3 separate regions of the Homo sapiens genome follow, and all the other regions are linked to region 3. A link is a loop called in an ENCODE intact Hi-C map of the cell type or tissue named here. Cell type or tissue: endothelial cell of umbilical vein. All regions are shown on one strand.

Region 1 (2,500 bases), 260 kb after region 3:
CCTCCAAGACCACACTGTCTAATATGTAGGCACTGGTCACATTTTACATGCTCAGTAGTCACTTGTGGTTACTGGCTGTTATATTGGACGCACAGATAGAGAACGGTTTCATCGTTGTAGAAAGTTATATTTGCAGTATTACATACTACATATGACTACCAAACAGGGAAGAGAATTTTAAGGTAGTGATTTAGATAGCATCACATATGTTCAGAATGGGTTGGGATCTCTTCCTTCTGTAATGATCAAAGCCCAGGGAGGAGATGCTACTTGAGCTAAACTTTGAAGAACAGATACTCCACAAAAAGAAGGGATCATTTAGCAATATTAGGTGCAATATATACATACCAAAAGTACAAGGCACTTAAGAAGAAAAGGATTTATGGGACATAGTGGTAAAAATAAAACTAGGGACTTAGGAAAGAATTCTAGAGGATTTTGTTGTTTTGTTTTTTGTTAACAGTGAAAGTCTTTTTTTTTTTTTTTTTTTTTTTTTTACAAGGTCTCACTGTCTTTGTGTTGCCCACATTGGTCTTGAACTCATGGGCTCAAGCAGTCCTCCTTCCTCAGCCTCCCAAAGAGCTGGGATTCCAGACGTGAGCCACCGTGCCCTGCTGTCATTAACTTTTGATAAGGGAAATTTTATGTCAGGAAGTTTGATCTGACAAAATGGTTACAATGGATAGGATGGATCAGAGGCTATAAGACTTATTCACAGGATGTTGCTACAGATCAGGTTGGGCCATTAACAGCCTGAATTTGTGATAGTGTCACACAAACATAAGGTAGGTAGATAAAACTGTGTGCCTACCTTGCACAGATATCTGTGAGTATTGAAACGTTTAGACTAGGCGCAGTGGCTCATGCCTGTAATCCCAGCACTTTGGGAGGCCGAGGTGGGCGGATAACCTGAGGTCAGGAGTTCGAGTCCAGCCTGACCAACATGGAGAAACCCATCTCAACTAAAACTACAAAATTAGCCGGGCATAGTGGTGCATGCCTGTAACCCCAGCTACTCAGGAGGCTGAGGCAGGAGAATCGCTTGAACCTGGGAGGCGGATGTTGCAGTGAGTTGAGATCGCGCCATTGCACTCCAGGCTAGGCAACAAGAGCAAAACTCCATCTCAAAAAAAAAAAAAAAATACTGAACAGTGCCATAACCTCATAACCTCCTCCTTCCACCCAACATTGCCCCCTACCGGAAAGTACTCTTTACATACTTGAGTACTGCTATGTCTTTTCTTAATCATCTGATGACTCAACATCCTAAGTTACTTCAACATTTCCTCTTATACCCTGAGTTTTGTATCATTTACCATCCTGTTTCCCTTCTTTAGATTCACTCAGATTTGTCATGGCCTCTGAAAATGTGGTGCCGAATGAATCTCAGTGTTCCAGATATGGTTTGACCAGTCTAGGATTCAGAGAAACTGTTTCCTCTACTGTACAGGCATTTTATGTGTTGATGTGTTGATGACTAAGGGGAATCCCTGGAGAAATTATAAGCAGGAATTTGGGAAATTAGAACTGGTGCCCATTCATTTAGTATTTATTTTTATTTATACCTACCATAAGCTGTACTCAGAATTACAGATAGATATTTCATAGTAGTTGACCTGAAGAGGAAATACACACACACACACACACACACACACACACACACACACACACACATAAAATAGTGTACCGAAGACAGATATTTGGACACAATGTTTTTGAGTGACTTTCTCTGCGGAGGAGGAGCTCGGGAAAACGGATGTGAAGTATCTAAATGAAGCAGACATAAAAGCAAAGAAAGGAGAGAATTTCGAGAGAGGCAAAGAGTTAACAGGGTCTGGAACTTCAAAGAAGCCAAGGAGTTCCAAGAAAGGCTACTGGATTTAGCAATTATGAAATTCTTGATTGGCCGGGCGTGGTGGCTCACGCCTGTAATTCCAGCACTTTCGGAGGCTGAGGTGGGTGGATCACTTGAGGCCAGGAGTTCAAGAACAGCCTGGCCAACATGGCAAAACCCTGTCTCCACCAAAAATACAAAAATTAGCCAGGTGTGGTGGCGCCCACCTGTAGTCCCAGCTACTTGGGAGGTTGAGGCATGACAATCATTTGAACTTGGGAGGCATAGGATGCAGTGAGCCAAGATCAGGCCACTGCACTCCAGCCTGAGTGACAGAGTGAGACTCTGTCTTGAAAAAAAAAAAAGGAAGAAATTCTTGATTACTTTTTTGTTTAATGAGATGGAATCAAGCTTTTAAGAGATCAAAGTTTTAGTGTGAAAAGGAAGAAAGTAGAACTCTTATGAACAGAAAGCATAGGCTAAAGAGGATAGTAGGACACGTGTATAGCTGTTTTTCTGGGTGAAGTTTGGAATTAGTCAAGGAACTCAGTTGTTTACGTGAAAAAAAAATAATAACCAGGAAAATTCTTAAAAAGTAACATAATGGGCTGGGTGCGGTGGCTCACGCCTGTAATTGCAGCACTTTGGGAGGCCAAGGTGGGCGGA
Region 2 (2,500 bases), 550 kb after region 3:
CTGCCTTTGATCTGGGCCCCTTGGGGGCATTTTCCATGACTGATAAAATGCTCCTCTGAGTTCATAGGCAAATGATGAAAATGATAAAAAGACAAAAGTCAGGCACCAACCTCCCATTTGGATATTTTGTCTCCTTGGAGAATCACAAGCTCACCAGGCTTGCAGTCATGCTGACGATACAACACATCTCACCCTGTTATACCCACCCAGGGCTCAATATGAACGCCTTCGTCGCTCTCCTCCCTTCTTTTCCAGTTCCCTCCTCCCCTTTGCACACAAACACACACATGCTTGATGCAAGAATTCATGTGCTCTCTCTTTTCAAAGATTCTTACTGCCTTTTTATATGGGCCAGTTTAGATGCTTATAAAGTATTTCTCAATAATAGCCCTTACACATATTTTCCCCTTTCATCCATCACGCATTTCTTGGTTAGCATTATATTGTGACAAGATAGAAATCAAAAGCATTGCTTTTAATGAAAATGAACGTTCTAGTTCGGAAACAGTTTGTCTTCTAAATATTCTGCCATAAATCAGGCTGAGTGCAGTGTAATCAAGACCAAACCCTGAAAACTTGACAATTTCCCTCTTACCAAGACCCAAAGGACAGAAGCTAATGTAGAAATTTTGATAGCTAGTGAAAAAGAAAAGGTTCTATAGATTTTTGTCTCACAAGCACAATCCCCATCTTTTCTTCTCCTGAGAAGGTTAATTAGATACTTTCCTTTACTCTTAGAATAAAGAGAACTAAGGAGGTTTTAAATTCATAAATGTATTTTTTTGTTTATTTGTTTGGTGTATTTTTCCCTCTCATTCTTTCTCCTCTGCAGAACACAACTAGTAAATGATTGGATCTTTGACAGAACAAAGGTATTTTTGATGGGCTCTGTAATCTAGTGCGCTAATGCGCCCAGTCCCCTCATTGTCTTGCTGTCTGATCCCATCCCTTCTGCCAGACAGTCACTGCGGGATGAGTCACTTTTAATGTCTGATAATCAAGGTGAATTTTCAAAAAGCTGCCATTTTGGAATTATGCACTATATCACGGTGTCAGGGAGGAGAAGAGAAGGAAGGATGAAGGGAAGGCTAAGATAGACACCTACTGCACATTGAGAGAACTGCAGGACACAACCAGCACCGTGCCAGACAAGATGTGTCCGGAGGGTCCAAGTCGATCAAGGCATACATAATGAGAAGGAGACTATGTTAATTATAAATTAAAAATAACTTCTATGATAATGAAGATTATATGCACAGGAGGAAATGTCTTAGTTAAAACAGACTGGAGGGATGCAATTAAACACCAGCCATTTGGGGGTATGAATTCTGTACCTACTGAATATATTGTGGTCCATTAAATAACCTAATACAAACTTACATTTGAAAAAGAATAGAAGTGAACTGTGGCTGTCTCCATGGATGCTGAATTGTCTGCCATCCTTATTTAAAGCAACACAAGCGAAGGGATGTTACTTAGTAGATGAAAACAGCCTTCCTTCAACTAGGGAGACTGGTTATTTCTGGAATCATTTAAAGAACTGAACCCACCCCCATGAAGTAGAGAGGGAGATACTGGAAACCCTCGGTAAACAAAGGCCAATCAAATATTCTTGCAAGGCTTTGGCTGTTCAAATATATGGCAGTCAGTGTCTTCTCTAAGGTAATTAACTGAACCCACTGTTAGGTATGATGGCTTTGAAATTTTTTTAATTATTGGCATTATATTAAATAGTAGGGTAGCTGAAGGAAAATGACATAATATGAGAATAGCCTGCTACTTTTGTTTATTATTCAGAGAAGTGAACACCTATAAATAGAACCAGGATGTTTTGACTAGGGAAATGCTATCCTCATTACAGCTGGGAGATGCTGGAGTGATTTAAAGCCAAAGCTTCAAAGCTTTGTCCTGCTGTATAAAAGCATGAGGGTTTTCATGGCTGTTTCAGTGGTCGGTGAGAGCCTGCAGGTGCTTTATCTGTCCTGGAGGAGGGAGGAGAGCCATTTCTGAGAGTGCTATTTTGTAACCATGATGAGTACTTACATATTCCTCCAAGAGGTATTTAAATACCTACATATCTTCTTTAACATAAGTTATGTTTACAGATTATTACACCTTCATATTGTCTACCAAGGTTAAGTAGTCCCTCCTCCCCTTAACCCCCTCCACCTGCACCTTTGCCACTCTCTCTCTCTCTCTCTTGCACGCTCTCCCTGTCTCTCTCTCTCTCTCTCTCACACACACACCACCCAACACACAATTGCAAAATAAGGAAAGATAACAGAGTTACTGTGTTACTACTGTCATATTTACATATAAAAAGATTCAAAATATGAAGAATATTTGAGATGGAAAGGACCCCTTAGAGATCTTTTGGTACAGCCCTAATTGTACTGACATAACAGAGAAGTGACTTGTCCTAGGACACTCAGCCGGAGAACAGCAGATGCCAGGCTGGCATGCTTTCTGCCACAGCATGCTGTCTTCCCATTAAAAGAAT
Region 3 (2,500 bases):
CATCTCAAACTGTGTGCCAGTGACACCGGTAAAACGTCTTGAGCTTCAGCCCTACCCCTGCCCAGACTGACCGGTGATTTCTGTCTCCATTCCTTTCAGCTTTAACGTCTCCTAAGCCGAACTTGATGGGTCTGCCCAGCACAACTGTTCCTTCCCCTGGCCTCCCCACTTCTGGATTACCAAATAAACCGTCCTCAGCGTCGCTGAGCTCCCCAACCCCAGCACAAGCCACGATGGCGATGGGCCCTCAGCAACCCCCCCAGCAGCAGCAGCAGCAGCAGCAACCACAGGTGCAGCAGCCTCCCCCGCCGCCAGCAGCCCAGCCGCCACCCACACCACAGCTCCCACTGCAACAGCAGCAGCAACGCAAGGACAAAGACAGTGAGAAAGTAAAGGAGAAGGAAAAGGCACACAAAGGGAAAGGGGAACCCCTGCCTGTCCCCAAGAAGGAGAAAGGAGAGGCCCCCACGGCAACTGCAGCCACGATCTCAGCCCCGCTGCCCACCATGGAGTATGCGGTAGACCCTGCACAGCTGCAGGCCCTGCAGGCCGCGTTGACTTCGGACCCCACAGCATTGCTCACAAGCCAGTTCCTTCCTTACTTTGTACCAGGCTTTTCTCCTTATTATGCTCCCCAGATCCCTGGCGCCCTGCAGAGCGGGTACCTGCAGCCTATGTATGGCATGGAAGGCCTGTTCCCCTACAGCCCTGCACTGTCGCAGGCCCTGATGGGGCTGTCCCCAGGCTCCCTACTGCAGCAGTACCAGCAATACCAGCAGAGTCTGCAGGAGGCAATTCAGCAGCAGCAGCAGCGGCAACTACAGCAGCAGCAGCAGCAAAAAGTGCAGCAGCAGCAGCCCAAAGCAAGCCAAACCCCAGTCCCCCCCGGGGCTCCTTCCCCAGACAAAGACCCTGCCAAAGAATCCCCCAAACCAGAAGAACAGAAAAACACCCCCCGTGAGGTGTCCCCCCTCCTGCCGAAACTCCCTGAAGAGCCAGAAGCAGAAAGCAAAAGTGCGGACTCCCTCTACGACCCCTTCATTGTTCCAAAGGTGCAGTACAAGTTGGTCTGCCGCAAGTGCCAGGCGGGCTTCAGCGACGAGGAGGCAGCGAGGAGCCACCTGAAGTCCCTCTGCTTCTTCGGCCAGTCTGTGGTGAACCTGCAAGAGATGGTGCTTCACGTCCCCACCGGCGGCGGCGGCGGTGGCAGTGGCGGCGGCGGCGGCGGTGGCGGCGGCGGCGGCGGCGGCGGCTCGTACCACTGCCTGGCGTGCGAGAGCGCGCTCTGTGGGGAGGAAGCTCTGAGTCAACATCTCGAGTCGGCCTTGCACAAACACAGAACAATCACGAGAGCAGCAAGAAACGCCAAAGAGCACCCTAGTTTATTACCTCACTCTGCCTGCTTCCCCGATCCTAGCACCGCATCTACCTCGCAGTCTGCCGCTCACTCAAACGACAGCCCCCCTCCCCCGTCGGCCGCCGCCCCCTCCTCCGCTTCCCCCCACGCCTCCAGGAAGTCTTGGCCGCAAGTGGTCTCCCGGGCTTCGGCAGCGAAGCCCCCTTCTTTTCCTCCTCTCTCCTCATCTTCAACGGTTACCTCAAGTTCATGCAGCACCTCAGGGGTTCAGCCCTCGATGCCAACAGACGACTATTCGGAGGAGTCTGACACGGATCTCAGCCAAAAGTCCGACGGACCGGCGAGCCCGGTGGAGGGTCCCAAAGACCCCAGCTGCCCCAAGGACAGTGGTCTGACCAGTGTAGGAACGGACACCTTCAGATTGTAAGCTTTGAAGATGAACAATACAAACAAATGAATTTAAATACAAAAATTAATAACAAACCAATTTCAAAAATAGACTAACTGCAATTCCAAAGCTTCTAACCAAAAAACAAAAAAAAAAAAAAAAAGAAAAAAAAGAAAAAGCGTGGGTTGTTTTCCCATATACCTATCTATGCCGGTGATTTTACATTCTTGTCTTTTTCTTTTCTTTTAATATTAAAAAAAAAAAAAAAGCCCTAACCCTGTTACATTGTGTCCTTTTGAAGGTACTATTGGTCTGGGAAACAGAAGTCCGCAGGGCCTCCCTAATGTCTTTGGAGCTTAAACCCCTTGTATATTTGCCCCTTTTCAATAAACGCCCCACGCTGATAGCACAGAGGAGCCCGGCATGCACTGTATGGGAAAGCAGTCCACCTTGTTACAGTTTTAAATTTCTTGCTATCTTAGCATTCAGATACCAATGGCTTGCTAAAAGAAAAAAAGAAATGTAATGTCTTTTTATTCTCAGGTCAATCGCTCACACTTTGTTTTCAGAATCATTGTTTTATATATTATTGTTTTTTCAGTTTTTTTTTTTTTTTTTGTTCCAGAAAAGATTTTTTGTTTTGTTAACTTAAAAATGGGCAGAAAGTATTCAAGAAAAACAATGTGAACTGCTTTAGCTTTCTGGGGATTTTTAAGGATAGCTTTTCTGCTGAAGCCAATTTCAAGGGGAAAAGT

Evidence for each region. A loop is a pair of places that touch in the nucleus more often than their neighbours do. Peaks named below come from ENCODE experiments on the same cell type or tissue, not always from the same donor. Only the 100,000 strongest peaks of a DNase experiment are listed, where the experiment ranks them.
Region 1: it touches region 3 in a loop (2.7-fold over the local background); 2 of 110 quality-filtered maps call a loop at or near these places.
Region 2: a loop joins it to region 3, with 2.3 times the contacts of the local background. A loop is called at or near these places in 2 of 110 quality-filtered maps.

Annotation. Positions count from the first base shown.
Region 1 is chr16:72,529,427-72,531,926 of GRCh38, reverse strand. All of the region lies in intron 4 of LINC01572 (long intergenic non-protein coding RNA 1572), which reads left to right. All of the region lies in intron 1 of LOC124903718 (a long non-coding RNA gene), which reads right to left. Among named protein-coding and RNA genes, the nearest start is that of LINC01572, 130 kb to the left of the region's middle. In endothelial cell of umbilical vein, a CTCF peak has its summit at 1,191 (motif pointing left); a DNase peak (open chromatin) is centred at 1,326; H3K27ac peaks cover 782 bases.
Region 2 is chr16:72,240,649-72,243,148 of GRCh38, reverse strand. It overlaps a transcript of PMFBP1 not described here. Among named protein-coding and RNA genes, the nearest start is that of PMFBP1, 70 kb to the right of the region's middle. In endothelial cell of umbilical vein, a CTCF peak has its summit at 1,101; a DNase peak (open chromatin) is centred at 1,068.
Region 3 is chr16:72,786,448-72,788,947 of GRCh38, reverse strand. ZFHX3 (zinc finger homeobox 3) reads left to right here. Exons shown (of 10, transcript NM_006885.4): 10 at 100-2,500. The coding sequence ends at 1,784. The region is part of intron 3 of ZFHX3-AS1 (ZFHX3 antisense RNA 1); the gene reads right to left. Among named protein-coding and RNA genes, the nearest start is that of ZFHX3-AS1, 120 kb to the right of the region's middle. RefSeq lists an enhancer at 1-430. In endothelial cell of umbilical vein, no CTCF peak of the experiment used is centred here; DNase peaks (open chromatin) are centred at 807 and 1,287; H3K4me3 peaks cover 1,062 bases; H3K27ac peaks cover 1,219 bases.